6 separate regions of the Homo sapiens genome follow, and all the other regions are linked to region 1. The links are chromatin loops, found by intact Hi-C in ENCODE. Cell type or tissue: ascending aorta. All regions are shown on one strand. Each heading gives the region's core, and the rest is flanking DNA. Links, peaks and the distances in the headings are about the cores only.

The links. Peaks named below come from ENCODE experiments on the same cell type or tissue, not always from the same donor. Only the 100,000 strongest peaks of a DNase experiment are listed, where the experiment ranks them.
Region 2: it touches region 1 in a loop (6-fold over the local background); 8 of 110 quality-filtered maps call a loop at or near these places.
Region 3: it touches region 1 in a loop (4-fold over the local background); 2 of 110 quality-filtered maps call a loop at or near these places.
Region 4: a loop joins it to region 1, with 3 times the contacts of the local background. A loop is called at or near these places in 11 of 110 quality-filtered maps.
Region 5: a loop joins it to region 1, with 7 times the contacts of the local background. A loop is called at or near these places in 61 of 110 quality-filtered maps.
Region 6: a loop joins it to region 1, with 3 times the contacts of the local background. A loop is called at or near these places in 6 of 110 quality-filtered maps.

Annotation. Positions count from the first base shown.
Region 1 is chr15:48,283,061-48,288,181 of GRCh38, reverse strand. It overlaps SLC12A1 (solute carrier family 12 member 1), which reads right to left. Exons shown (of 27, transcript NM_000338.3): 21 at 2,933-3,076; 22 at 8-139. Among named protein-coding and RNA genes, the nearest start is that of DUT, 46 kb to the left of the region's middle. In ascending aorta, for the core only: a CTCF peak has its summit at 2,235 (motif pointing right); a DNase peak (open chromatin) is centred at 2,201; H3K4me3 peaks cover 737 bases; H3K27ac peaks cover 4,000 bases.
Region 2 is chr15:47,714,305-47,719,425 of GRCh38, reverse strand. SEMA6D (semaphorin 6D) reads right to left here and starts at 1,921. Exons shown (of 19, transcript NM_001358351.3): 1 at 1,734-1,921. RefSeq lists a silencer at 1,800-2,094. In ascending aorta, for the core only: CTCF peaks have their summits at 1,954 and 2,161 (motif pointing left); DNase peaks (open chromatin) are centred at 915, 1,255, 2,125 and 3,395; H3K4me3 peaks cover 3,117 bases; H3K27ac peaks cover 3,097 bases.
Region 3 is chr15:48,219,801-48,224,921 of GRCh38, reverse strand. It overlaps SLC12A1 (solute carrier family 12 member 1), which reads right to left. Exons shown (of 27, transcript NM_000338.3): 3 at 4,157-4,288; 4 at 3,926-4,001. Among named protein-coding and RNA genes, the nearest start is that of SLC12A1, 16 kb to the right of the region's middle. In ascending aorta, for the core only: no CTCF peak of the experiment used is centred there; DNase peaks (open chromatin) are centred at 828, 2,071 and 2,861; H3K4me3 peaks cover 986 bases; H3K27ac peaks cover 4,000 bases.
Region 4 is chr15:47,984,999-47,990,119 of GRCh38, reverse strand. The region is part of intron 1 of LOC124900354 (a long non-coding RNA gene); the gene reads right to left. LOC102724553 (a long non-coding RNA gene) reads left to right here. Exons shown (of 3, transcript XR_001751520.2): 2 at 2,266-2,483. Among named protein-coding and RNA genes, the nearest start is that of SLC24A5, 130 kb to the left of the region's middle. RefSeq lists an enhancer at 1,919-1,968. In ascending aorta, for the core only: a CTCF peak has its summit at 2,008 (motif pointing right); a DNase peak (open chromatin) is centred at 2,046.
Region 5 is chr15:47,194,065-47,199,185 of GRCh38, reverse strand. It overlaps a transcript of SEMA6D not described here. Among named protein-coding and RNA genes, the nearest start is that of SEMA6D, 520 kb to the left of the region's middle. In ascending aorta, for the core only: CTCF peaks have their summits at 3,034 (motif pointing left) and 4,248 (motif pointing left); a DNase peak (open chromatin) is centred at 2,985.
Region 6 is chr15:47,469,657-47,474,777 of GRCh38, reverse strand. It overlaps a transcript of SEMA6D not described here. Among named protein-coding and RNA genes, the nearest start is that of SEMA6D, 250 kb to the left of the region's middle. In ascending aorta, for the core only: a CTCF peak has its summit at 3,160 (motif pointing left); a DNase peak (open chromatin) is centred at 3,097; H3K4me3 peaks cover 438 bases; H3K27ac peaks cover 1,144 bases.

The sequences.
Region 1 (5,121 bases), core at 522-4,521:
TTTTTACCTCCATCATCAAACAACCACCAAACATCAATTGTGCCTTTTTCTTGTTTCTTTTTAAATTGAGTGCTGGCTTCCACCAGTTTCTGGTTGAACTCTCCCACATGCATCGACTGGCTTGTGTTAATGCTGCCATCTGAAACGAAAGAGGAATTGATGCATCTGTTTGCTTTTGAGGGCAGAAACAAAATAACTTTCCAATCAATCTAGTGATGAAAATAGAGAAAAGGTCACAGATTCATGTTTATTATACCTAAAATAAATAGCGGTATTCTTCAAAAGGCAGAGATAAAAGTCCAATCCCAGAATAATTGAGAACACCTTCAATAGTTAAATAAAATATTGACAGTCAATAAGTAAAACAGCTTTATAATAATAGTTTTTATTAAAAGACAATGGATTTTTTCAGACCTTTAGTAATCTGTCTCAGAGTGGAGTTATTATTTAGGCATGCAACAATGCTACTAGCCAGAATATCCACATTTCCCAAAATCTCAGATATAAATCACCTTAATGATATTAATATTTTTGTATTTACTTAACATGTGGTAAGTGGTTTTCTAGAAATAAGCTATAGAATCAGAAATATCCGTTCATTAGGGAATTGATTCATGAAGCACTATTTTGGTTTAAGTTCCATTCAGGTCTGGTTTATAAAATTTGCCAGGGACTGTGTGCATCTTGAACTCTATGACTATTTAGTCTCTTAGTTGGCCTGGCTTACTCTTCTGCTTTCTTTTCAAGGAATCTTGCGAAGCTAAAGTAAAGCCATTTGAGCTATTTGAATCTTTGTGAATTAGATGAAAAAAAAAAAACCTTAGAAAATATGGAAATACAAAACATCTTTACTTGAGTTATAATTAAGGGTGTATATAAAATAGTTACAATTTTTTTAAATGTGATTTCTACCCTAACATGGATACAGTGAAAGTGTACCAGGGAACTCGGCCAGTGTTGGAACTGGACCTGTTCCTGTTTGCCAAGAGGGGTTTATTTGCCACAGCGTACGTAGCATTTCTCATATCTGTGTCTTTGAAAGTCATGACTTTATTGCTGTGTTTCAAAGTGGTGGTGTCAGCCTGGTGCTTAGAGGAGGGCTGACAGCCTCTTCAGAGCTTCCTCTCTGATCTAAGAGGTTCTGAAGATGCTTTGTTTTATCTTTTGTTGTTTCCATGTTTAGAGTCTGTCAGTTCTGAAGCAATGATCTGATATTGTTTTTACATCCCTGGGACCGCTGAGGGAGAAAAATTTATTTACAAAATGGACCAAGCTCTGCCCTCACTTACAGACAAGTCAAAGCAGCCAGAGGCCTCCTGTTCACACTCAGGTACCTGGAGGCAGGATTGGTTCTCGTCTAGAACTCAAAAGAGTTGACAAGCAATGGAAGCCCAGAGTAGTGAATGGGCCCACTTTAGAGCTGTGTTTAAACTTCTAGGTATTAAAACAGTATATAACATTATTACTTTTCTTTTCTGAACAATTTGACATGTTGACTTTTGGAAGAGTATATTTTTGCCAAAACAAGTATTGTGACGCAGAAATAAGCTTCCAGAATAAATAACAAGTCCCGCTGTCATAATAAGGACATTAATGCTTCCCTCTCTCTAGTTGGAGCACATTATTGGGCTATGACTTTGGAATTTCCCATTATTTTCCAGACTGTACCACTTAATAGAGCAGATTTAATGGATTGTTAACTTTTTTCACAGTTAAACCAAATAATTAGAAAGAAAAGAAGATAATAGTTAGCATCCAGAACAGTCTTATTTAAATATTTTCACCCTAAAAGTCCTGATGTAGCTTCAAGTTGAATTCAAACACATCATTTATGTCATTTTAAGGTGGACTGTAAGGAGTAGGCCACGGCCCATGGGGTATCCCAGGAGCTCGACAGTAGCCAGAGTATTTGAAGTGGGGCAATATCTGGATTTCCCATCATTCTCTGTGGATATATAAAACTATTATATTACAGGTGAAATTTCGTCCTTGGGCTATAGTAGGAAAGCAAACAGACAAACGATTTACAGGGTAGGAGATGGCCTTGTCGAAGGGCCTCTTTAAAGGGTTGGCGCCGGTCAACCTAGACCAGAAGCTTGCTAAGTCTCCACTTGGATCCTGCTGTTTGACTTGGAGACCCTCCCAGAGAAACCATCTTTTCCTGGCCTCACACCAGTGTATGACTTCAGTAACTACAGGACATTCGTGCATAAACAAATGCCTGGTAACATTCTGATTTTTGACCAGCAGAGGTCACTGTGGACCTCATTAAACTCAAACCCATAGCGTTTCGGGAAGTAATTTTCAAAAAACCAAACGTTTGAATCATCTGTTTATAAAATGTGTAACAAGCTCTCCCAACCTCTGATCCTTTGTCCCAGGACTGCATACCATAAGTCCACATATAAGTGTAGCATTTAGATGAAATCTACAGGTAGTGAGTACCAATAAAGTTCTAAGTCGTGCATTCTGGTTTGTGATAAAGATGCTTTTGTTGAAATCAGCGTTCCAGCTGGATACCGTATTTGCATGTACTAGTCGTATTTCAGTTCCCTGAAATGTCTGAAAGGTAAGGGTGTCTGTGGATAAGACAGTTTGGGTATTGGCTCTTAAATTTCTATCCCCTTTCCATCTTAACTGAGAAACTTCTGTTTTATGGCATGCAATCTGCTTAAGCACTATTTGACTTCCAAACCAAATATTACATTTAAAAAATAATTTTTGACAGTAAGATGGTACAAAGTACTTAATGAGGTTGATAAATGACAATAGCTGCTACCGTTTATCCATACTACCTTCTGGAGAGAAACCTTTCAGTTCCTACCCACACTCAATGCTCCCAACATCTTAGATGCTGACTTCGGACTCTTCATAGATGCTCAAATAGTGACTCATCTTGTAAACTTTTTTGCAAATTTTAAAAAGTTCTTACCTTTTTTAGGCGTTGTCTTAGTAATGTTCAACTTGCCAGCTTTTTTAAACAAGCCTCGGATGCCTCCACTTTCCTCTTCACACTCATTATCTTTGATAGTCGCTTCCAATGCTAGTCTCTCCTGTTCTAATCTCTCTAATTCCTCTGATGAAAGAAGACAAAATCACCTACTTAACTCAGAACTACAAAGTTTCTAGAAACAATCTTATAAACTTTTAATATTTAAAATGGTATGTATGTGATAAAATAATTGTTTATACATAGTAATTTTTTCTAAATGATTTTTATATATTATCTTCTAATACAAGTAATATATTTTGGTTGGGTGAGGTAGCTCATGCCTGTAATCTCAGCACTTTGGGAAGCCAAGATGGGTGTATCGTTTGAGCCCAGGAGTTTGAAACCAGACTTGGCAACATGGTGAAACTCCATCTCTATGAACGATACAAAAATCAGCTGGGTGTGGTGTGTAGTGCCAGCTACTTGGGAGGCCGAGGTGAGAGGATCACCTGAGCCTGGGAGGTAGAGGCTGCAGTGAGCCATGATCATGCCACTGCACTGCAGCCTGGGCAATAGAGTGAGATCGTGTCTCCAAAAGAAAAGAGAAAAAGTAATGTATCTTAGTAAATTGTATTCAGAAAGTTGTCACAACTAGCTTAGAAAAACAGCTCTATGTGTTAAGTTATGATACATGAAGTTACAGCATTTTTATTTGTGAGGGCAAGAGAGGCTATTTAATGCCACCCTTATTCACTACCATGCAAAAACAAACAAACAGAAAATCTTTCACACTGTAAGCCACTGATTTACTGACCTAAGCTAGTGGGTCAGATGTTTTACAACTGGAAGTGACAAAATTACAGAAGTACACTGAGTATATATCAGCCACACAACAATGCTTCATGAATTGAAACATAAAACTAGACAGCAAGAATTAAGAAAAGATAACAAAATCTTACAATAAACTCTATAGGCTCTGGATACAAATTACAATGGAAAATATCCACCACCAATTCCTTTCAATAAGCAAAATAACTTTGTGGAGTGGGTGACCAAAGTCAAAGAAATAAAAGCTGAGGTTTCTGGGTGCCTGTCAGAGTTCAAATTGCTAAAAGGGGTCTTGTGACATGTTTTAGTCTGGAACAGGAGTCAAGCAGTGCAAAATTTCCTGCCCAAGGTTGAGACACACTATCCAAGCTTTGATGTTGTATCTGGCTGCCTTTTATCTTTTTTGGATTCCGATTGTGACGAAAATTTCCTAGCTGCTATGTAATGTGCTGGATCTCTCTTTGACCTCACCCTGCACTGAATCAGGGTAAATAAGACTTTCAAAGCAGTCATATGACAGTGCTACACTTAGGAGGCTTCTTGCTTCTTGCTTATACTGGGTGAGGTGGCACTCTTGTCAGATGCCCTCATCTTATTGCCTGCTGAGAACAGAGCCTTAGAAAATGAGCAATGCTCAGAGGAAGAGGATAGAAAACCTAGATTCAGTGTTACAAAACACTGGGAGAGCTTCTGTAAATGTCAACCCTTGGAGCCCATTGCGTTATCTATCTGTGAAGCGAAGCTATACAAACTCTAGATTTATCAATTATGTACTAACTAAATCTGTCAGGACAGTCACATCCCTAGACGATGCTGCTATTCAGCTACACAGAATTGTCTGGCCCCTTTCCAGGTCTTAGCAATTAATCTTTTGCGAGTGGCATGAGATTTAAGGTCAAATCACCCATGTGATTTCCCCAAAGCTTCAAAGGTTCTCAAGATCAGCAGCTATAGAAAATCTGAGAAATTAGACTGATGGTATTAAAGCTGAGACAGAAGTTGCTTACCCCTGACTTTTGAAAGGAGAAGACAAGCTGCATTGCACTGGGGGGTCACAACCAATTACAGCTCTGCTGCTGGCTTTATGTGACATTAGGCAAGTAATTTACTTTTTCTATGCCTCGGATTTCCCGTCTGTGAAATGGAAAACTGTAACCCTTTCCTTTTCCCACCCCCCAAGCTTTGCAAAAAGAATAAACAAAGTTTCTGCATAGTGTTTTGGAGGTCCTTAAAAAACAGAGCAAGAATGGCATTCTATAGGCAGTATATTTATGCAACTTTTGGAAATGGGCCTAGTCATGCAAAACAAATTGAGTATTTTGAGATGCCTGGGAGTTATTTTAGCAATTGCTATTTATTGC
Region 2 (5,121 bases), core at 644-4,643, 570 kb after region 1:
CAAGTAACAGGAAACACTACAGTTATTTTTAAAGGAAAGCCCCCGCTGTAGTGGCAGACATAAGGTCCAATGACTGTTGACGAAGTCTATATATCTATAGTAACGATGTGCTGCGCCTTCCCTGTGAGATCATCCAGCTGACGGCGCTGAGGGCTCGGGATGCTGGAACATCAGTTACCGAATGGTCACCCCAGAACAGGGAGTACTGCCCTAAGTTCCTCAAACGCTGCGATTCATACCGGGACTTCAATCCCCCTCCACACCCCCACCCCCGCCAGCTCCCTGACATTTCGCCTTTTAACAAGTTCAGGATTTAAACAATCACCTGACAGCAATGGTCCCAAGAGTGGATGGAGCACAAATTTTTCAAACCCAATTCTCGTGCACACTTCCAAGTCCTTTATGACCTTTCATTTCAATCCAAGAATTACACATGACAGAAGAAGCTTCAAGCCCTCCTAAATTACCCAAGGAAGGAGGCTACTGTATCAGTTTCTGCAGACCAGGGACAAACACCGCCGCTGTCAAGACGGGAAATAAAAGTTTCCCTACCTTCCTCCTCACCATGCCCCTGCCAGCGGCTGCCGGCGCGAGCGGCGGCTCCCTCCCGGCTGCAGAACGCCTCTCGTTGCCGGAGAAGGGGCTCAGCAAAATTGACTCTTCCTTATTTGTTTCCATCCATAATTGATGGGGAGATGAGAACGTAACACATCTCAGCACCGAGCTCTTGTCGCCTGGCGGAGACCCTGTCCAAGACGCTTCCGTAAAGCATTTCCAGTCGGGGAACAAAGCACGGAAAGTTGCTGGGTAGAGCGGCCGGGAGGAGACACCGGGAGCCGGGTGGGCGGTGGGGTGGCCGGTGGGCTGCTCCGGGCCCGGGAGTCCGCCCGCAGCGCGCTCTGCCAGTAAGGGGAGAGGGACGGTGGGAAGCGGCCGCCCTCCGGGCCTGGGCCGGGGATGGGGATGGCCAAGTCACCCGAGCTCCCGCCCCTCGCCGGCAGGCACTACCCGGGGGCCGTGCAATCCGGGCGCTCACTGACAGGTATCCTACGCCCGCGAGGGGCTGCTCCGGCCTCAACTGCGGCGCTGCGCCCCTTCTCCAGGACGCAGGCTAATGCTCGCCCGCCCGCTCCTAGCCGGGCGCAGAGCTGCCAGACCCCGGGCGTCCCAGCGTCCGCTCTGGGGCCAACGGGCGGGAGGGGGCGGCTAAGCCCGCAGGCGGCTCCTTCGGCCTTGGCTCAGCTCTCCCCGGCTGGCTCCTGGAGACGCTGTGCCCGGCAGAGAAGCAACCCCTGCTAACCCCAGCTATGTGCGGGGGACGCCGAGCTGGCTCTGCCTGGCAAGAAACTTTTACTTGATGCCCCCTCCGCTTTTTTTCCAAGGGGGTGCACAGTGGAGGAGGGCCTCCAAGTCCACTTGCCCCTCCCCCTAAGCCGCCAGCTTTGCCAGTTTTGACGCGTCCGCCAAACCTCTCTAGCCCTTTGCGCGTCCCTTGCACGGCAGGCAGAGAGAGCAGCTTGGAAAATAAATCAACTGTCCAGTGGCAACACACACACACACACACACACACACACACACACACACACACACACAGCGATTCGGGATCTCAGGTTCCGACCCCCACCGCGCGCACACACACACACACACACACACACACAGCGATTCGGGATCTCAGGTTCCGACCCCCACCGGGCGCCACAAGAGCATTAGCAAATTGTTGAAAACGGTCTTACCTCATTGGGGGGAGGCTGGTAAGAAAAAAGAAAAAGAAAAAAAAAAGCTTGCCACGCGCAAGGAAGAAAGAAAATAAAGAAAAATATTGTAAAAATAGATATCCCTCTGTCTCCTTAGGTCTTGGCTTCCTTGATAGAATCCTGAAACTCGCCACCACCCCTTGCAGCAGCAGCAGCAGCAGCGGGACAGAGCAGGAGCAAAACAAACCGATGCACGGCAAATGGTGTAATTCGATCCATCTCCAAGTCAATCCATCAGGCGAGCCGGAGCCTGGCTCCCTCCACGCACTCGGCAGCTCCCGGCGCGGGTCCCACCCCCGGGCACGGACGGCAGGAGGCGCGGCCGGCCGGGCGCGCTCGCCCTCGCGGGTGAACCGTGGCCAGCGCCGCCTGGAGGCCCCCACCCTGGCGCCGCGGCCCTGCTGACCCCTCGGTGGCCTCCGCGTCCCTCCTCTCCGGCGCTCTGCTGCGCACCCTCCCTCTCCCCACCTCTGAGTAGCTGCTCCTTCTAGCAACTCCCAGTGCCTCAGTCATCCAGCTCGCAGTGGGTGCTGCAGCCTGCGAAGCAACCTTTTCGATTCCCTCCCTCTTTCCCTCTCGCTCACTTCTTTCAGAGCTTTCCTCCAGAACCCAGAGGACAAATCACTGCAGCCCAGGAGAGCTGCGGGCGCAGTTGTTCCGTGAAGTTCTGCCTTAGTTTTCCAGTGTAAGATTTATTTTTTAAGCACATCTTTACAAACCCGCCCCCACATTACCCCCCCGCCCCCCATTTCTCTTTATAACCACTAAGCAAAACAGCTGGGAAGAAAGCAATCAAACATTGCTTTATCTTTATAAAATACAGAAATTGCCTACTAAAAATCCCATTTCTACTTTGAATGAAAGCCATTCTGTACAGTATAATTTTGCAGGCTAATGACCCGGTTTTACAGGCAAGTGTTTCATGTAATATGTTGTGGGAGAAATGAAAATGTCCTTGAAGTGACATCATTTAAAATTGACTGTCACAAATGAAAGGAAAAAAAAAGTCACATATTCCAAAACAAGAGGATTTTAATTCAAACTTCATTTCCAAGAACGGGCTGTGTTTTATTAATTTCCAGTTGAATTATGGATCACTGAGGGCTCTAAATGGCTAGAATGAACCATGATGCCCCTGTTTAAAGAAAAAGAAGAGAGCTTTTTCCGCCAAACTTAATTTTCATTTGAGTATGGTTAATTACCGTGAAAGAGAGAAGAGAGGGGCGCAGAAAGGACTTCCTTTCCTCAATGGTTCCTGCTTTCTCCCAAACACAGTTACATGTTTACATTTAGGAAAAATACCCTGGTCCTCGTTGTTTCTGAAACTTCCAAGGACAGCCTTGAAAAGGAACTCAAAAAAGACACCCCAAGCAACTGCTGCAGGACTCATCCGGAGAACTATTTCCTCCCTAGTTAACACTGTGTAACCCAAGGAAAGAAGGGGAGAGAAGGATGAGGAGTCTTTTAAAATATAGACTCTTTCCTGCTGTTCTTCCAATTAGAAGAAAAGAGTAGGGGGCGGAAAGAACAGCTTTGGCAACACAGCTCTGTGATTTTTTTCCTGTTGTTATTAGGTCTTTTGTTGGCCGGCTAGTTGGTGTTTTCTGGTTGTGCTGGGCTCTGACATCATTGCAAGTTACTTGGCAGTCAGGGCCCTTCCCCAGCCAACTTCTGACCCAGAAAGCTGTGCCTGTTTCCTGGCGTCCAGTTATTCTGTATTTTCTCCATCAAGGGAGCAAGCCCCCGTTGCAGGCAGAGGATACTGTGCATTGCATAAAGATTGCAAGGGGGTGGCCATTGGCTTGATGAGGAGTCAAATCGCCACCCACCTGGAGACAGAAAGCTCTTGAGTTGTCCTGCATCTGCAGTAGCAGCAAAGAGGGAAAAAAAATTAAATTCTGGAGATTCCTAAATTCCTTGCTAAAATTCCACAATCGTCAGCTTTCCAGAGTGCCACCTGAAGAGTGCAATTTGCCCTAGACTGAGTTCCTAAATCCAGGAAAAAATAAACTTTTAGATTGCAGAAGGATATGCTGGTAGGTCGTTTCAAGCCATGGATTAGCCGTGTTTTCAGTCTACATTATCAGTGAAGACTTCGGAGTCGATCCCTATATTTGGCTTGCTGGGGATGAGAGGTAGGAAGTAGGCTCTTCACTGTGGCATGGTACGAATGGTATCCTTTACCTTTTGGTCAAGACCAAAATATTACTTTTAAGCATTTATCATTTCCCTGGTTCCAAGAATCTTGATAGGAAAACAACGCTCCTTTTATTTGGATTTTAGTGGAAAGAAGTCTAAGGAAAACTGCTAACTCTTTATGCAGCTACCATTGTTGTGGTTTATTAGCATTTGGTCTCATCAGTTGATTTTACACACTTTTAACCTTTTAACTTTGCTACTTCTCCAGTCTAACTCCCCCCTCTCCCTACCTTATGCTTTAGATGCTAGCATTACCCAGAAACTTGCGGTTCACCACTGTGCCACACTGTTTCATGGTGTCTCTGCTTTCTGGGTACTCCATCCCCATATTGGTATGTAGTTTAATTTCTGCTTTTCCTGACTTCTAGCCAACAATTTGTTTAAATGTCAAAACTTGCCTCATCCCACTAGCCCCTACCATGGGCATAAGTGCTTTTCTTCTGTGCTCCCCTAACCAGTTCACTTACGTAATTAAGTAAATTGAAGGCAAATTACCGATTTAGCATGTCTTCCCCACTCGACACTCCTTAACAGCAGCAATCTCTATTTACCTAGACAGTCCCAGTGCCCACCACAGTGCCTGGCATTTAATGGACGCCCAATAAATACTTGTTAAACAGATCTAACAATGGAACCTACGACTTTCTCACACTCCCTTATGTGCTAAACCAGAGAATACAGTCAGCTCTAGATTGGATCCTTCTCCATTTATTCATCCTGCGTCCCCAGGACTCAGCAAAGTACTGGCATGAGAATGTTTGTTAAATGAGTAAAAGAAGGAAGGTATGGATGAATGGAGATAATTGAGTGTTTTCACCAGAAGAAATTGTAAAGGGCTCAATGCTTTACATGGTTAGTGATTATGCTTAAACATTATCTACATACATTTCCCATCAGTGGAAAGTAGTCATTTTGTTTACAGTCCAGTTTGAAGCATAACGGTCATCTGAAAATTACAGAAAATCTGTGTGTGTAATTGTTAATAAAAGTTCATCAGTCATCAGAAAGTACAACTTCTTAACTGTTATTAAACAAAACATCAGTACTTAATATGCACCCAAACTCTGTTCTAAGCATTTTACAAATATTAACTTGCAACAATGCTACAAGGTAAGTACTATTATTATTATTATCATTTTTATAGATGAGAAAACTGAAGCTTAGAGAG
Region 3 (5,121 bases), core at 505-4,504, 63 kb after region 1:
GTTGATGATTATAAAGAGAGGGAGAAAGTGGTAGAGGCCAGAATTCAACGAAGCCGTGACTGCTTTCAGCTTCAAGAAACACATAGCCAGGAGTCTACAAAAGGGTATCAGAATATATCACTCTGGCATAAGGATTATTTGGAGCTGAGACAACCGAAAAAAAGTAGATACAAGAAAAGCTCTCGATCCCTTCCTATTTACCTAAAAACGGGACATAAATTTGTCCTCCCTCCCCTCTCTACCAGAAAGTGATGTCTCTGATTACCAGAGACAATTTTGGATGCTTATCAGCCTGACAAAGGCACCACAGGCATCTACACAACAAGCTTTGCTGACAAGCTCTTATCTTCCATTCCTTTCCTTATATATTTACCTTGGCAGCATTTGCCACCCTATGAATGAAAAGTCCTTTTCCTTTGTCTTATCACCTCTCTACGATTTAATTGTTCTGTTGTTAAGATGATATATAAGCCCATGTTCTAAGCAACCCTTTAAGTCACTCATCACTGAGTGGTCCCATGTGTATGTACCATGTACATGTTAATAAATTCTGTTTTTCTCTTATTGATCTGACTTTTGTCAATCTAATTTATAGGCCCCCAGCCAATGAACCTAAGATGGGTAGAAGATAACTGTTTTTCCTCTCCTACAATACCCTCTCTAATGGAGGCCGACCCAGAATTCAGGGAGAGGGCTGTGGAGTCACAGCCACTGAACTCACCCTGGCTCCATCCAGAATGCTCTGGTCTGGGCTGTTTGGTAAGCTCCCCTATGTAAAGTGAATGCTCCATAGTTGTTGGCAGGCTCTCTCGTTCCAAGTATGGTTAGAAGGGTAGTCAGCCACGAGAGGCTGTGATCTCTCTGGCCATGCTCAAGGAGAAGGGAAAGTGGAAGGAGGTTAAGGGCAGCAGTGGGAATGAGTCAAGGTATTAAAGGCTGGTTCTTTTGAAGCTCTTGGCCATACCCTGTCTCTAACAGCAGCCTCTAGGCTTTTTTGCAGGTTAAGGTGGAGTGGGAAGAAGCTAACTAAGCACAGGCTGCAAACTTGGACCATATTGCTTTAGACCCTGTAGACTCTTAAAAGCTTGGGGTTGTAAAAAATAGTTGGACCAAATTCTTCATATCTATTGCAGGGATACTGTGGTGAGCAGTGCCTCTGTATCACTATGTGGCTTCAGGTCCTTGTGCCACTAAAGGTGATTTATTCTGCACTTGTTTTGCTCCTGACTTTGTTTTGAAGAAGCTTGATAGAAAATGTTTAGCATACCCCAGAAACTCTACAGGACCATATAATTTGCATTTCATAACACTAAACCTACTCCAACCTTATTATTTCCTCACTGTTATTTTCCTTTTGACTCTAGTTTTTTCAACAATTCTTAATTCATCCTTTTGCATTGTATATATTTCTCCAAACCATTTGAAATCTTGGAACAAAGTTTTATACTTTTGAACAGCAAGGGATTTGCTTCTCTCTCATAATCAAACATAAAATCCCAGGGTAGAAGGCAGCTTGGAGAACATTCAGTTCATTGTTTTCTGAAATTGTGGTTCTTGAACCACCTGCTTCAGGAAATGCCTGGGGTGCTTATTAAAAATGCTCAGACCTACTGAATTTGGATCTTTAAAAGTAAATCCCAGGATTCTGCAGTTTCCTAACCTAACTTCCCAGATAATTCTTATGCATCCCTCAGTAAGACAACTAAGCTACCCTCAGCCTATTTCAACTTGTGTCTGCCTGTTCAGAAAGGTACTTTAGCTTTATCTTCAAAGAATTCATTGGGTAGGAATTAACCTGCTCCTTAATATTTAGAAAAGAAAGGGAAACACCGAATGTAAGTGACTTGCTTCAGGTCATACCGGCTTTCACACCTAACTTCCTTGCTTGATGGTTAAATTTATTGGAAACCATCTTGCCCCAGCAAGGTCTCCAAGATAGAGAAGAACAACTAGACAGCATTAGCAGCTCATTCAGCCCTTTGCTTTTGGGAACAAGACAGCCAAAACTCGTAGCCCAGAATGGTTACCCAAGGGCTGTAGCTACTGTTACTCCTGGCTCCAGATTCCTTCTGGCTCTATTCCCAGGGTCTGGGCTTGAAAATGTATTCAGATTTCTTCCTCAATCTACCCCCAAAGCAAGAACAAATAGATGTGTTTGTTTCTTTTCTTCCCCAATAAGGAAAACCCAAATGGGACCCAGATGGTGACTTAACTCATTAAGTTTTAGGTTCATAGCAAAGGCCAGTAAAACTGAGTAAGGTTGACAATAAGTTTCTAGTACTCACTAAAGTCTGTCTTCCGAGAATTAAAAAAAGAAAAGAAACGAAAAGAAAAACACAAACCTCCATTCAAAGGAAAATCCATTGAACACTTACTAGGTAGAATTTTACTCTCTTCTAATATATAATTTAACTACTTCAATATAAAGATCTTTATTAAAATAATATTAATTTTATTTTAATATTTTAATATGATAGCATAATAAACTGTTTAGCAGAAGATAGGATTCTTCATTCTCTACAGTTTTGCAAGAAACTCAATACTGGGTTGACTGTGAAGAGTAATGTAAGATCTGATTAAAGTTCAGATTATTGCCCAAACGTATGGATGTTAAATAAGTTGCGTTAAAAAGAATTACTCTTGCCCTTGGCTACTCTCACACCTCCAAACAAAGTAATGTTTCTTGATGATCTCAATAAGTTACTAAAACTACCCTTAAAAACCTAATTTTGCATGAAACCCTGGAGCAAAACCTTGGCAATATTAAGATGCAGATTTTCCATGGAACGGCATATACTTATTTTGGACCCTGCGGCTGTGAGCATTCATTTGTTATGCATCATAAAACCGGCAAGCAGCCCTCTGTCAGGAACCCAGCAGTTGCCAAACATGAAACATGGAAAAACTATGGGAACTGGCTCCATTTTTTCAATTTACAGCTTAGCCCTTTCTTTTTTGAGTTAGTCTTCCGGTGATGCTGAATGTGTTTTGAAGAGCAAAGCCAATAAATAATGACCAACTACCTTTTAAAATGTGAATTGAGATACCTTCTGGAGTGCTATCTGAAAGCACAATAGAACTTCCATATTCCTGAGACTAAGTCTTCTCCGGAAAGTGAATTCATAATGTATTTCCCATATATGGAATAGAACATTATTAATTTTTATCTCATTAAATGGGGAACTTTAATACAATTCAATTAGATTTTTCATAAAAACTTTACTAATATACTTTCAACAAAAAAGATTTGCTAGAAGAAATAATATTTAAAATAGAATGTAATATTTAAAACATTAAACAACCACTCAAAATAATGTCATTATTATCCATTTTTCATTTAGAAAAAAATAACAGTAATGCACATATTATCTTAGTCATTTCATCTTTCACTTAAAGCTTGTATCTGGCAATATTTGATTAACCTTTGTTTTCTTACTGCTGGTACCCGAAAGTAACACAATTATTTTCTTTGGAAAAAGTTCAACAATTCAGCATTTTTATTAGTCAGGTCACATTTTCACCAGTTTTCTCACAAGTTATTTTTGTTCAGTGAAGTTTTACCAATCATGCCAAGAAGGATACTCTGTAACAAATGAGAGGCAAATGTCAATATGTCCCCCAATACAAATATTATTATCTAAAATTAACATGCTATTATATGTCTGTGTACCTAAAACTCTATCAAAAGAGAGAGATCTCCTTGAGCATTCACCTGTTTGGCAAGCTGGAAAATTCCAGTTTCATAGGAGTTAACTCTTCACCTTTGCTTTCTGACAAACATCGTCAAAGAAGCAAAGTAAAAGGAGCCCAACTGTAAATTATTTCTGTGACCTTCATCTCACATTCAGTATTAATGGTGAAAAAAGATTGCTTATTGAATTTATGATTTACATGCAAAATTATTTAGGAGGGGAAAAATGCTTACCAATTCCAGCTTCTCCAACAATCCAGGAGAGGCGAATGAAGAGCATGACTCCCCAGATGTTCAGCATGCATCTTACCTGTGGATAGAAGCGGTATTGAAAGGAGACAGGACAAACGATAGTGGGACAAAACCCGGGGCTCTTCATAAAGCTGTGCCCAGGCCTTGTTCACTCTTAATCCACTAGAACATTGAATGGATAGTTTTCATTTGTAAACAGAAGAGCTTTCTCACCAGCACACCTTTCACCCATCCAAACTTCACAACACCAGCTTGATCATCTTCCTTATTTTCAGCTTGTTCATCTCCAGGTATCCCATCACCGTTAGCAACTCTGTCAGCTGAACTTGGGGTGACTGCCACATTCTGCATTTTATAGATAGCAAAAACACAGTAGTTGGTCAATGAACAAAGGGTTCCATGAAACTTTTCAAAGCAAATCAAAACAATTGAAATAAAACTTAAAATACCAAAAAACCCCCAAACTAAATATATTCTGAGAATTTTAATGAAACTTATATTTTTTGCCCTGGAAGCTGAAAGGTTCATTTTGTGAGTCATTTTAAAGTGTTTTTTAGGGCTGGGTGAAGGGAACCTGAGATGTTCTTCCACTAGTGAGAATATTTCTTCTGGTGAAAAGTCAGATTTGGATAAGTTTAGCACATAAGAGAAACAAAAGAGAGAAGGGCTACAAGGAAGGGACAGCCAGAGTAAATAAGGGTCTTTGGAAGTCATGTTACGACCAAAAAGAGAAACTTCCTGAGCTAAGTAGAGGATCTGTGCTTCTTTTGGTGAAACTCCCTGTACTTCATTTTATCTATCTATCTATCTATCTATCTATCTATCTATCTATCTATCTATCTATCTACCTTTTTTTTTTTTTTTTTTTTTGAGGCAGAGTCTTGCTGTGTCACTCAGGCTGGAGTGCAGTGGCACAATCTTGGCTCACTGCAACCTGTGCCTCCCGGGTTAAGGCAATTCTTGTGCCTTAGCCTCCCGAGTAGCTGGGATTACAGGCACACACCACCACACTCAGCTAATTTTTTGTATTTTTAGTAGCTGGGATTACAGGCGCGCACCACCACACCCAGCTAATTTTTTGTATTTTTTGTAGAGACAGACTTTTGCCATGTTGCCCAGGCTGGTCTCGAGCTCCTGAGCCCAGGCAATCCGCCTGCCTCGGCCTCCCAAAGTGCTAG
Region 4 (5,121 bases), core at 325-4,324, 300 kb after region 1:
GACATTTTGGTTTATTTTCTAGTACTAGCTACATCTGCACATAACTTTTATTAAGTTTTCTTTAAAAGGATGATTCAAATTTTTGGTCGGTGTGGTTTAAATTTTATTTTTTTTAACTGCTCAAATACATGACCCATAACAGAGGAAATTTGAAGAGTGACTGTTCCACTGATCTACCTAGGTGGGTCTAATATAATTCTTAGAATTCCTCACCACTTCACCTTTTTCAAGTTCGCTGTTTTTTTGTGGGTTTTAGCCCTCTTTAAGTCAATATGACTGTTTTACAGAATCCTTTAGGATCATAATGGGGAAAAGAGGAGAAAAATTGTGGTGGCTTAAAATGTATTCACATTTGTAGTTTCAGATAACTATATAAAAGTCAATCATCAATAATTTGTTAAACACCAATTTGTGCCGGAGTCGCTCTGGAAACTTGCCAGAAACATGGGGGTGAGTATATGAGCCACATAAGCAAAAATCCTCAGTGAGCTCTGGTGAGTGAGATGAGATAATCATGGGAACAATTTGAAAATACTCCAATATGATATGTCATTAAGTACTCAATTTTCTGCTATGGACGTTGGGGAGAAGGGGATTCAGATAGAAAGAGAAAAATATGGGCCAGGCATAGTGGCTCATGCCTGTAATCCCAGCACTTTGGGAGGGTGAGGTGGGAGGATTGCTTGAGCTCAGGAGTTTGAGACGAGCCTGGGCAACATGGTGAAACCTCGTATCTGCAAAACAAAACAAAACAAAACAAAACAAAAAAACAATAAATTAGCCAGGCATGGTGGTGTATCCCTGTAGTCCTAACTACTTGGGTGGCTGAGGTGGGAAGATTGCTTGAGCCTGGGAGGTGGTGACTGCAGTGAGCCGAGATTGTGTCACTGCACACCAGCCTGGGCAACAGAGCTAGACCCTGTCTCAGGAAAAAAGAAAAGAAAGAAAGAAAGGAAGGAAGGAAGAAAGAGAGAGAGAAAGAAAAAAAGAAAGAAAGAGAAAGAAAGGAAGGAAGGAAGGAAAAATATGGACTTATTGCCATTCACAAAAGTCTTTGTGGAAGAAGAGGGGAAACCTAAGCCTTGTTATTTGGTAGTTGGGGTGCAGCCAGGGGAAATGCATTCGTTCAGACAGTGGATGGCAAAGCAGAGTGAGAGTCCATTGCTCTTATATGTTGGTGAAATAGGGTGAGAAATCTCTTGGACCAATGGTCTTTAGACATTCAGTTGACCATCAGGACTGTCCATCAGAGGCTGAATTTTCATTCACTAGACAGGTGAACCTCGGCTTCTCAGCTCTAACTTTTCCTCAGTTGCTCTCCCCTGCACCACCACCCCCAGGTCAATCTTCCTGGGCAGACAGCTCCTCCACAGACAGATGGTTAAACTGCAGGTAACACCTGCAGTGGTGTGGAATTGCACATGGGATATTTCTAAATCATCTAACACAGGTATTCTCACACTTTTATGTATAGCACAGTCACCTGGAGAACTTGTGACATCACATTGCTGGGGCCCACCTACAGAGTTTCCAATTCAATAGGTCTGGGGCCCAGGGCAAGGCCAGGTAAATCATCAGCAGGACCAGTCCTGGATGCTGCTGCTGATGTTGGTCTAGGGACCACACTTTGAGAACCACAGATCTAGGCCATTACGTCAGTTTACAAAAGAGTAACTGAGGCCCAGAGAGATCTCAGAGTTTAAAGACTGCATTAGAAGGCAATTGCCAACCACCCCTTCACCGCTTACCTTGTGCAAAGCCTAGCTTAATCCTCAATTCCTGCAGGGCAAGTCTGACTTTGGTTAGATTTTAATTGTCTGAGAGCTGAACTTCTCTCATCTCAACGAAAGTTCTTGCATATTTAGAAACAGGTCTGCCCAAAGGTAGGAGGATAGACCAACTATCTTTGAGGCTTTTAAGGCTATGACAACATTACATTAGTAAAATAATTTCTTTTACAAATTAAATGTGAATGTGTTAGGTCCATAATCTTACAACCTGTAGGTGGCAGTGCCTTCCTTCTCTATACACAGCTATATGCCTGGTTTCATTTCCTGAGTAGCTGAGAAGCCTGCAATGCATACAGTGTTAGATGCTGGGCCATCTACTCCTTGCCCAAGAAAGCCCCTCCAGGGACAGCTGAATCAGATAACTGGAGTTTGCATTCTGAGAACTATTGTTCTGAATTAACATGTGAGGTTTTAAAATTTTTTCTTATTTTCTTGTTTAACTTATTACATTTTTATCCTCTGCATGGGGTTTTAGACTTAACATCTCTGGAAAGCCAGAAATCAGAGATACAGAGAAGTATTGAAATGCTGAAATGCTATGAATTTACTATAAGAGAACATTCTTCACTGAAGAGATCTCTAGCTGCCAAAACACCCTTTCATGCGTGAAATACCGGGGCAAAGAGGAAGGAAAAGAGAAGAGTATGACTCTAGGAACCATGTTGCAGAAATGCCAAAGGGTGGGACAAACAAGTAAGTGATTGTTCATCAGCTACTGTCAATTATTAAACATGAATTCCTCATTTCCATATGACCCACGACTTGCAGACGACCTGCTGGTACATGAGTTCCATTTTGTCAGTAGTAATTGACATAAAGATACAAAATTAACTCCACTTTTAATCCTAAAATGAAATCATATTGTATGAGTATGAGACATGCACTTGCAAACATCCAGCACTGTCTCCCCTATTCCTAAAGACCCCAGGGCCAGTTCCTTTCCCTAACTTCACTTTTCCTTTAATTGCCACCCCCTCTTTTCAGCTGCTGCCTTAGCAGAGAACACTCTGATCTAATGACTTTTGACCTCCTTTCTGTCTCCACAGAGGCAACCATGATTTCCTGATGTTGTATTCTCTCTTTTAAGCCATGCAAAGATCAATTAATTGCATCTCAGTTAATCTTCCTTCATTGTTCTAACATTCAAATTGAATTGGTTGTCTCCGAGTTTCCAATAGAATTGAGTTTAAACTCTCCTTGGGCATTAAAGTCTGCAGGATGCATTTTCCTCTTATTTATTCAGCCTCATCTGCCATGTCTTACCCTCCTTCCCTGCATTTACTCTGAACCTCACATCATTTCCAAAATGATTGTATGCTTATGCCTTTGTACATTTTGTTCCTTCTGAAAAATTTCTATTCATTTTTGAGAATTAAATGTCATTTTAGGGGAGCATTTCCAGATTTCCACAAACAGCACCTTCCTCATCCTTTAAGACAGCTTTCAGCACATTATAGTGTAATTTGCAGGTGTGCTTGTCTGTTCTGACTCCCAGCCCCTGCCTCACTTTGTTTCACCACCTACTGCAATAGGTCGGTGTTATGATGGTAGCAACTGTTCGATTCTTCTTTATATCCGTAAGACCCAGCATAGAACTGGACAGATAGTGCATGCTAAACATGGATTTTAAATCAATTAATGCTATGCAAGGTACTTTCTTTTGCTTACTTAGGAAAGCCCCTCTTTTCTCAATTTCAACCTTCCCCTTCTGTCTATTATTTCATTTTGTGAGCCCAACACATGGCTTGAGTTCTACAAGTGATAGGTTTGTACCAAGGAAAAGAAAGACAGAAATGTTGAAGCAAAACTGTGAATAGTGATGATTCTTCTTCTACTACTGCTTCTAAAATGTCATTCTCATCAGCTTCTAGAAATCCTTGAAAGTTACCTCAACTTCCCTTTAAGGTATTCACAAATTTTCATCTACATTTTTGTCTCTCCTAGATGAATTTACCTTTCCTCAAGCATCAGAATACAAGAAAATTAAAAATAATTTATTTTCTTACTTTTCTTATTTCTTTCTTACTGTTGTGTGTCATATTTTATTACCAGTATTGTAACAAAGCAGAGTAAAAAATGTTGTGTTCCATGTATTTTCACTGCAATCATATGCTATTTCTGATACTTTGTGGGTTAGATGGGGTATTGGGGTCAAGCCTGTGGTCAGCATCAGCATTACAAACACTGTTTTTAGAGAAGAATGAGTTTCAAATATCATCAATTGACCTAAAAATGAACTTTTTGAACATGTCTGATTTTTTAATGTGAGAAATTTGTTTCTGCATATATTTGGTGTCAATTAGTAAGAGTGGTCAACTCTTTCATTATGTCATATGTACAGGGCAGACAATGGGACTGAAGACATGTATATCTTGGAATGTGCTGGAAAATCTCTTATGATCCCCGGGAACATATATCCTTGATAATCCCCAGTAACATGTCTTTGTGTTTCCTGTGATACGAGGGGTGAAGCGAGAGAAAACCGGGGTTGACAGGATGTGGTCTTTTAGAGAAGGGCTGTTCAGCTCCATGCCAAAGGTGTTGGGAAGGTTTCATAATGTGGGTAAGGCTTGATCATCCAACTTAGGGAATTACTAACAATGACTGACAGAGCCTGATAAGCCCTCTCACTGTGGTCAATGCATTTACAGGTGTGAAAAGAATTGATGTAATAGTATTGAAAAAAATCTTTAAAAGAAAAACCCATTGCTGCCTTATTTTGCATGCAAGCAGAGATGTTGATGATATGCCTGATTGCTTGGGAACTAAGGAGATTAATTTTCCCTAAAAATTCCAGGTAGAGACTATAAGGAAGCAGTGAACAGCATGAGGCAGCCCACAGAACTTGGTAGATAGGCATTCAGACTAGACAGAGACGGAGAGCAGATCCCAACAGTAACTCAGGGAGAGACCCAAGACCCGTGGACATGACTCCACCTAGTTAGATCCTAGTTAATTTGAGGTGGGAATTAAATTAAACAGCACAAACCCCTTGAGAATGCAGGTGGACAGGTTTTATCCACAGCTGCTGCAGCCAGGTGCTATGCTTGATAGTATGACCCAAGAAATCAGCATAAAGAACTTCAGAATGTGCAGGAAGAGCTTTCCAGATAGCACTCATATTAGAAATTTTTTTTTATCTAAAAGCTAAGATAATTTATATCAGCTTCCCAACATAGCAATGCAGAAGAGAAGGCATTTTATGGCAATTATTTTACAGAGATATTTTTATGTTGGAATAAAACAAACTTGGAGAATTTCAGCTTTCCATGATTTGTAAAGTAACAAATAGTTACCAAAATACCTAGAGCAAGAGAAACACTTAAAAAAA
Region 5 (5,121 bases), core at 544-4,543, 1.1 Mb after region 1:
AACACATTTGCTTCCTGAAATATTTTGTGGAAAGACTAGAAATAATGAGATAAAAACAGATAAACAAACAAACAAGTGGACTTACATACAGAAACTTTTAATGATCTTAAAGCCCAATTACTTACTGCTGATGCTGAGGCACAAAGGCAAAACCAATAGGGGAAAAGTGTAAAGTAGTTGTCAATGTTTTTCTCTTCCACATCTTTTTCCTGTTTAGTCCTCAGAATGATGCTTTTTAAGGGAAGTTCCTTCCCAGGAAAGGACTCCAAACTGTACCCATTGAAATCTCTTCCCTTAGGTGTTTCAGAGAAGCACAAAAACATATTGACGTATACGTGTCCTCCCTCCTGTCACTGTATAATTTTGTGATCCTTTGCTACAAACAGTTTGTCAAAAATATTGGTGTCAAGGAAGCAGAATGAAAATTTTGGGCTTTGGGTTTAGAAAAAGTTAAATTTGAATCCTGGTTCTCTTGCTTACTAATTAACCGTTATCCTCCCCAAAGAAAAGAGAAAAAAAAATCTCATCCAATTGCAAGTGTGAATCCAGGTCCCTGCTTGGACCACCCTTGGTGTGAAAGATTCACTTGGGAGTTACACAACACAGGAGCCCTTCTAAGCAGAGGAGGAGGCCAAGCTGTTATTGTTTTCACCTAATCCACTTCCTTAGAGCTCTGTCTTTAGGAATCAACATGATCCTAGACACAATGGGATCCATATCTTATTTTTTTAATTGACAGATAAAATTGTATATATTTATATTGCACAATATCAAATCCTGAAAAATACATACTTTGAATGGTATAATCAAGCCAATCAACATATGCATTACCTCACAGAGTTGTCATATTTTGTAGTGAGAACACAAAATCCGCCCACAGCAATTTTCAAGAATTCAGTATATTAACTATCGTCACCATTTGTACAATGGATTTCTTGAACCTATTCCTCCTGTCTAACTGAAATTTTATATCCTTTGACCAAGATCTTCCCACCCTCTGCACCAACCCCTGGTAACCACCATCCTACTCTCCACATCTATGAGATCAATTTTTTACATTCCACGTGTGAGTGAGATCATGAGGTATATACACAATGGAGTACCATTCAGCCACAAAAAAATAAGGAAAATCTGTAATTTGCAACAACTCAGATGAAGTTGGAGGGCATTATGTTACATGTGTCAGGTAATACCAACTCTGTCCTTTTCTAGGACAGTAAGCCTTTTGACTCCCCAAGGAAATGATTTAAATATATCCAAAAATTATTATTAGTTTACAAATATGACACAGAAAGAAATTTGTATTTTGAAAAATTAGTAAAAAAAATAAGAAATATAAACAATAATACTTAGAGTACTCCATAGTGTGTATATATTAAACAGTGCAATAATTAATGACGGCATGGGAATACAGATCTCCATATCAAGAGGTCATTTCAAGACATTTCTGATAAATTATCCAAAACAGCCAAAGAAACTGGTAGGCTGAGAAAAGCCCTTCAGTGAGTCAAGAATCATCAAACAAGACTTAATGCTAGGATTTTTTTTTCCCACTAATTTTGTTGTGGTAGTTAAATTAGAGGCTATGAATGAACTATTGTGGATTTATTTCAATTAATTCCCCCTCTCCACTCCTTTCTTTCAATCTTTAGCTTAGGTCTTCATTACAAAAAAAAAAAAAGACACTTGCAAGTTCAATCTTTGAGATAAATTTAACAAAGCAAGGCAAGATAGAAGAGCAGTCTATGCACATCTGTAACCTAATTTAAAAACAGAATTTGAGGGGCCATCCTAATTGTTCTTCTGATTTTCTACTCTATTCCAATGATTTAAAGACCTTAAACTCACTGCCTGTGAAAACTTAAAAGTGTTGGCACACAGAGAACCAGTTAAGTTTGGCTCTCTAAACATCTGGAAGATAACCTCGTATACAGGGTACAGCATCAAATCATCACAGGCTAGGAGGAGAGACTCTTCTATAATGGAGAGTAAAATCTCACAGGTTAGGGAAGAACAACTGTTCTTGAAAGTACCAAAGTGATATTAATGAATCCACAGAAGAAGCTAAAAAACCACCACCACAGGTACTTAAATCCAAACTACAGAAAGGGGGAGGGTTAGATTCCCCATTTGGCCACATAGATGAGCAAAGGTTTTTTGAATTTATATGTGATTTTTTTTCTTAACAGTGCTAAGATCTCCTAGTATATCCTGTTCAAGAAACCATTAAGAATCTGGTAGTTTTCCCAGTTACTCAAAATTCTAATGAACAGAAGCAGCCACACAAACCCAACCTGACAAGCTTAAGATCTTTTGTTGGTTGTCTTCTATAATTGATATTATGTGTATATTGAGAATAAATGGATGCTGTAGCCTCGTGCCAGTAGCTCTTTCTAACATGTTTCGCATTCTCTTGAATCGTGTGCAACTTTAGAAATTTCCAATCATCTTACTTTTAAATACCTCAGCTTACAATATGAAAGGGCTTAGCGCTGATTTAAATTAAGACATTTTACATAGCTCTGCCTGCATGCTTTCAAAATACTCAGTCAATTAACATAAGCTACCTTCCAAAGGATTTGCTTTAAGTCAGGTGGAAAGGAATATTATTTCAGAACCAAAGAAGGAAAAAAGAATATGGAACATACAGCAAACCAAATTTCTGAAAAAACGTTAAAACTGCTCAATTTCCCCATATTTTAGGGGGGCTGTCTTTTTTCCTCTTTAAAGAGTTCTACCAAAGATCTCTTTTGGCACACAAATGTCCTCCAGGAGGTCTCCCAAGGGATATAATATCCAAAATGTTGCAGCCCCTTCTATCAGACAGTGGCTCAGAAAGCCTCTCTGCAGCCTCCAAAATACTGCAGGCTCAATTACCCTCCGGGTGCAGTGAACGGGCAGAGCCATTAATCATTCCCAGGGCACTAAACGCCTTGAGAACAGTTCTGAGTCTGGCAGCATTAGGGATGTCCAAGAACTGAGCTTGTCTCCAACAGCTGGGCCATGCTGCCACCTGGAGGACAGCAGAACACATAGCTCCTCAGATGCCAGTTACTTCCCTCCAGTCCTAGTGGACCTACAACGTGTGGGCTATGCTGGATGAATATCACCTGCTTCTTGGGTGGTTAACCCTGTTCTCACGTCTCCAAAAAAAAAAAAATCTGAAACTTTCCCCTTCATTGATAACTTGCTGTGGAGCACCTGAGGCCAGTGGTGGTGGGTGAAGGCAGGTGGCCTGGGGGGCCTTGCTTTCTCTGCTGTCCTTCATCCACACGCTCACCCACGTTGAATCCCCATCTGTAGGTGAGCCTTTCCTCTTACTCACCCATCCAGTTAATGGGGGTCTCACATTCTGTTCTTTCAACAAGACATCGTGTCCACCCTCAAAGTGCTCAGACTCTGGATGAAGAGGTAGACAAGAGAATAGAAGGCTGTGCTCATTCATGATAAATGTTCAAACACGGCGAGCACAAGATGCAGTGGAACCCCGAGAAGAGATACCTAAATTGGTCAGGGTCAGGGGTTAAAGGACATTAGGAAAGTCTCCCGTGAGAGTGATCCTTTAGAGGCATCATGAAAAGAACAAGAGTGTGGTTTTGACATCTGGTAAGACCATGGTAAAATACACAATTATAACCACAAATCATGCAAACTTTCTGATTTTCATTTTCTTCCCCTGGAAAATTTTTGTATTAATACCTATCTTATAATGTTATCAGGGGAGATAGAAAATTATATATGTCAAAGAGCTGTGATAGTATATTAGCTCAACACCAGATAATCATTTTTGTTCTAATTATCCCAGCTCTGGCAGAGAAAGTTAGACTTATCTGGGCAGAGATAAAGGGCAGGGAACGGATGATGCAGCCCAAGTAAGACAGGTGAGAAAGCAATGTGCTCTGGGGTCTTCACACAGCACATTGTCACTGGAAACACTTCTGTTTCACCCTTCTTTTCATGTTTCTCTGTGTCCATCTTTCCTCTTTTTATTCTGCTCTTTTTTTCTCCACTGTCCCCACTTAACACTCAAGGGAAAGTAAAAATGCCATTTGTTTCTAGAATATTAAACAAGTTTTTAAGTTTCAGGTAATTAATGATAAGAATATTTGTATGGAGGAGAAATAGGCATCTGGAAATGATTCTTTTTTTCATCAAATTTCCTTTACGTAACTTGGTGGAAAACTTAGTAGGCAGGTAATGCTATTCTGGTAAGTGCTGACACCGGTTGATCCCTATAGAATGCACTAGTTAAGTTTGAGTGAGCTGTAGTGACACCTCCTGGTAAGACAAAGAGAACATCATTCAACACAAAACTTTCCAGGCCTTTATACTTTTATGATAAAAAGCAGTACATGAAAACATCTTCCATATGAAGTATCTTCCTAGGTGGAACAAAAAGTTTGTCTGTAAAGATAGATACACTCACATATGTACATACTCCAGTTGACTGACTACCATTTTAAAAACTGGCTGAGTCAAAGAAAGAAAACAGTTTTGTTTTTATGTCATGACATCAGGTAACTGTAATTTCCTAGACAAATATTTCATTCACATATTTTGGTACTATGTGTGCAAGGCCCTACTGAACATTCTCTAAAGCTAAGAAGAAGTTACTTTATGTAGTATTTTTGACCTGGTTCTTTGTGAAATGCTGATCTGATACTTCCTCTTGAATGCCTGGACTACCAACACCTTAATACTTCCACCTCAACCCTGCCCACTCCCTAGCCCCCACACGCAATTTCCCATAGGTCTGTCCTGGCCTGAAGTATCTTCAAGTCTAGAGTCCCCCAGTCCACTTACCTCCCCACTCTCCCTCTCAAACTCTCTAACTCTTTCAAAATGCACCGGTGTTTTGACAAGCATTTTTAAGACATTAGGTACCAGAAGTAAATGATAAGGAGTGTTAATAACTTAACCTTCTGTATCTCCTTAGTGACACATATATGACATATATATTTGACCTTGTAAATATTAAGTTAGCTTCTCTCAGAAATACAATTCCATGATCTTAATAGTAAGAATCTCAGCCAGCCAACCAAACCTATCATCCATCCACCCATCCACCCATCCACCCATCCATCCATCCACCCATCCACCCATCCACCCATCCATCCATCC
Region 6 (5,121 bases), core at 765-4,764, 810 kb after region 1:
TTGCAAAAGGGCCAAGGAATACAGGGAAAATGACAAAGGGACCATTTGCTGAGCATCACTGTTTTTGCCTCAATATTAAGCACTGAAGAAACAAATATAACGAAGACTTAGTGCCTCTTTGCATGTAGCAACTTGCGTAGGTGTTAAATGGCTTTAATAAGTCAGTACCTACTAGAGGGATGCTGCACATATGAGTATTTCATTGAAGTCACACAAGACGCTTTGAGAAGAATCATATTTTAAGATGATTTTTAAAGTCATGTGACATTTGCTGTGAAAGATATACTTGTAAGTTTAAGACTTAATGCCACATACCCTTTGTGCAATAAGGTTTTCATTGCCTAGAAATAAAAGTGTAGTTTTTGTTTATGGTAATTTCATGGTATAATAGAAAAAAAACAAATATTGAGCAAACATTCTACAATTAATTAGGCCATTTACTCTTCAATCTACTTCTCTAAATTGAAAGGAGAGAGGCCTCTGGCTAAGATATTCTGACTCCAATTGTGACAGGGAGGGTCTGTCTTCCTCATGGCTCAGTGGTAAGCCTGCCTCAGGCAGCCCTCAGCTTCTTCTCAACTCAGTTCACTCCATGAGTCCAAAAGCAAGGCGACAAGCTGACAGGAACTCAGCTAGAATTCTTGGCCTTCTATTCAGCTTCATGAGCCAAAGGGAAAAGAGGCCACCTTCCAAGGTCCAGCCAGCTAGGAATTAAGCCTCCTTCTCCTTTTTTCTTCCTATACCATTGCCAGAAAGCCTGTGGACAGCCTTCCCAGGCTTCCGGCTCCCCTGGCCAGCTGGGAAAGGCACAGCCTTTCCAGAACCCGATGAGCTTGCCAACAATTTTTTTTTTCTTGCCCCATGTAAGAGCCAGAATTGCGAGATTACAAAGCCACCATCACAATATAGTCACTAATAGATGTTTTAAGAGTCCAAGGGGAAAGAAGGAGTTTCTGGGTCAAAGAAAAAGAAAGAAAATGATGAGTTTCGAGCAGTGTAGTCACAGTTTTTCAGAGTTTGCTGATAATCAGAGCAAACCTTTTCCTTCCAGGGGACCCCAGGCAGTCTGGAAGACGTGTCTCTGAAATCCGTTCAGAGCCATATTTCATTAGTTTTATTTTATGAGAAGCTTTCTTTTTAAGCATTAACCCCAATTCTCTAACGCATGAAAAATTTAAGTTCATACTTTATGAAGAGGCATAATGCTGGTACCAAATCTCTATTTTACATATAGACTTCCTGAGGACTTGATGGAGAGCCAGCTAGTGACTCTCTTTCTTTCAGAGTGTGTAATGTGAGTCAGGGGACTTCAGCATAATTACTGGCTTTGACAGGTGATGTAGATGACTTCCAAAGTTGGCCTTGGTGTCTCTTGGCTCAGGAACTCCCCTGGCCCAGCCACAGACCCTCTCTCAAGAGGTACCGACTCTCTGATTTGGCCTGGTATTATCAAGGGTCCACTGGCTCCACAAATCCTAAATCTTCTCTAGCCCCGGTTTTGGACTGGAACCAAAGCTGCCTCTGCAGTGGCTGAGGGGAAGGGCCCAGAGTGCAGTGGGTACTGCCAGCTGTGAAGTGAGGGTGAGGCTGCCACTCCTTTCCAGGGAGGCCTGTCTGCCTCCTCCTCTCATCTATGTCCCCAGTCTCACGGCTGTCCAAAGGATTAGCAAAGCATTTTCTTTTCCTCAGACTGACCCTAGAGAAGACGTAGAGTCTGAATGTCTCTTTTCCAGGAAGTTCCCATGACTCTTTGGAGAGCAGAGTGCTGTCTAACTTATCACAGTTACAGTTTCAAATGGCAGGTACTACACAAAACATTGGCACTGTCTTTCTCCAGAAAAATGGGTGTCATTTGCTCTATTATCTGCATAACTATAAGCAACCAGGCAAGTAGTCCTTGACAGAACAAAAGCATCTTCAACCCAAAAAAAGTGATTCTACCTCCTACCTTAGACTTCAGAATCCAGTTCCAAAAATCAAATCAATATTTTCCACATTGAACAATTTCAGGATTCAGTCTTCACCTATCTCTCCTTTATATATGTGTATCTCATTTAATCCTCAATTCTACTTTTTATATCAATGTTATTGGTATTTTTATTGATATTTTTGATATTTTTAATATGTTATTGATTTCTTCTAAAGCTCAGAAGAAATTAAGATACACAAACCACAAGATTAATGCCACATAGATTATAAGAGATGGAGGCAAGATTTGATACCAGTTCTCTTTGGCCACAAAGCCCCATGTTCCTTCTACTACATGGAGGCATCCACATTCCTCCAATAGAGTTCTAGGGTCATTTTGAATTCCCTTTTAATATCTTTTCTGTTTGAGAGAAAAATAAATTGCTCCTGCTCTTGTGATTTGGAAAGCATGGCCTACCGATAATTAGGGCATGTGGACTTGGTTCTAATTCTAATACTGCCAGTAGTGCAATAAGTGACTTAAGCAAGACATGGCACATTCTGGGCAACCGTTTTAAAAATGCCATCCATCTTTAACTTTTTCTTATTTCTCTGTACAATAGGGGCTATTAAAATACACAGGATTTAGAGCCCATGCTAGTGTCTAATCCGGCAGCACTTTGGCCCCTTTGAGAATCGAAATGGCAAAGCCAAGGTAATATGGTCTCAAACTTCAGCTGTCCTGCGTGGCTCCTATCAGTCACAATTGCCTTCTTGCGTTTTGCTGATCTCACTTAACCTTGCTTTCCAAGGATAAAGTATTTGTGTCCTCTATCTATTCTCTTTTCTCTCCCTCCATCCCCTTCCCCCTTCCCTCTCTCTCTTTCTCTTTTTCGTGTGTGTGTGTGTGTGTGTGTGTGTGTGTGTGTGTGTGTGTGAGAGAGAGAGAGAGAGAGAGAGAGAGAAAGAGCACAGCCAGGTAGAACTCTGATCACCGGAGGTTGGTATATTTCAGGAATTGTCTTCCATTCTCCTGACACACATTTGTTAACCTCAGATGTTACTACCGGCATTTTCTTTCATAGACATGCCTCGCTCTCTTCCCAGGAAGACACTTAAAAATCAAAAGCAGACTACCTTGTAATCTAGCTCCTCCCACTAGGCCCAGCCCCTAGTCTGGCTCAAATACCAAGGAATATGGGCTTATCTGCCAGGCTGCTCTCTACTGCCATCTCATGGTAATTCAGCCTTTCTCAGAGAATCAACCTTTCAGTAGGTGCAGACCCTCACAGGAGACAGAAATCATAAAGGCTCATGTCTGCCAGAGCAGCAGTCTTTACGACAGATTGTGTAGGACTTAAAGGCTGAAAATATCAAGAAAATTACTGAAGGAGTTGAATGTTTAAGCAAGGTGTATATCATAACTTGATTTCAAAAAGTAACAATTAAGAAAGTATGACTTATGACAGAAGGTGAATCCTGAATCAGAAAGACCCATTTCTGGGGGGGAAAGTGGGAGTTTGAAACATACCAGAATCTTGAAGATATATTTATGGAGATGAACAAACTGAAAACATCACTAAGAGTCAGCAATGATTTCAACACAATGACTAGGACAGTGCGTCAGTGTCTCAGAGTCTATAAAAGCAAAGTCACAATGAAGTCCACTCAGTCACCCAATGCCGTGTCACTGTGTGCGTAGAATTGTCGACTGCCCTGGCCCTGCTCCCACCAACATTCATGAGGAACAGCAGCCACATGTCCACTCACAGACTCTCTCTGGCACTTGGCTGCTGCTTCTCCCATCACTTGATCATAATTTGGAGTATTTCCATCTATAGGCATCATGCAACTTGCCTTCCTGTGTGGCTGCTTAACAGACAAGGCCATTACAGTGTACACATTTGGTTATGAAAAGAACACACTTTACATTGAATAAAATTTGGGAACACCCCACAAAGGACTGTCAGTGTATGGCATGCAACTCACTGACCCAGGTTATGATTCAAACGGTGTGCTTGGGCAGTGCTTTTATTATTTATCTTTATTCTCCTCCTATTATATTTTTTTCTAAATTGGCAAAGAGGGTTTAGATAATAATAATAATACTTGTAGTTTGAGCTGTATTAAATCAAGAATCCAATCTGTAAAGCTAACCCAACCTGACCACTTAGTCAAGCTCGTCTAATGCCAATTTGAGGCAAAAATCAAGATTAGGTTAAATATTTCCCTAAAGGAATGAATCTTCCAAGTTCAAACTTAAATCAAACAGCAGTATCATTCCATGCAGAAGAGACATAATTGCAAAAAAGTTCATGCCTTACCTCCAGCAGTCTTGGGCTTCCAGAGGGCTTCAGGCTGTCGATTTGCGAACAAGAGATCCAGGATTACGCATTCTACAGTAAATAGAAAAAAAAAGAACAAAAATATATTGGGATAGCTACAAATGCTGTGAAAATGTGTCACCTACAGACTACTAAAAAAAGAGAAAATAAATTGGAATTAGGTTCATAATTCCAGTTGATATAAGCAATTCTAGGCCTTCAATCAAAAAGATTTCTCCATGCAAAACTTAATAAGTAATCCAACAGTGCTGACCAGGGCCTGACAAAACATATGGCATGGTTATTGTAGGTAAGCAAGACCATTAGGTGGAACAAGGACATGGAATAAAGTAACACCAAGGCACACCGTAGCAAAGTTATTTCCTTTCCAATAATTACAATTAGTTCATGGGAAAAGTCTTATTTTGGTTAAAGTATGTCTCTAAACTGTACTAATCTCTCTTTTAACTAATTTGGGTATTGGTAGACAAGATTCAACTAGAATTTATTAATAGGGTTTTTTTTTTCATTGCATTTGTATTTATATGTCTTCTATTTACCATCTGCAGGACACTGTGAGGAGCAAGTTGTGATTAGTATACAAAGTCTCGTGGAGTTTATAATCATGTGCACACTTTTCTGAGAGGAGAAATAAAGTATTTCCTTATAAAATGGTTTTCAACTTAAGTGGGAGTAAAGTAAATCTTAAGTAAATAATAACACTTTTAATATATCAACATACAAAAGATCTTAAAAGTAGTAATAAGTGACTGAGTTTGGGAAATAGAATTTTCATGAAGAAGGGAGGTAAGCATACCTGGGAGATTGGAAGCTAAATGAAGACAGAGTCAAGGATGTCTTTGTTAATTTTATCTCCAATATCCAGCAA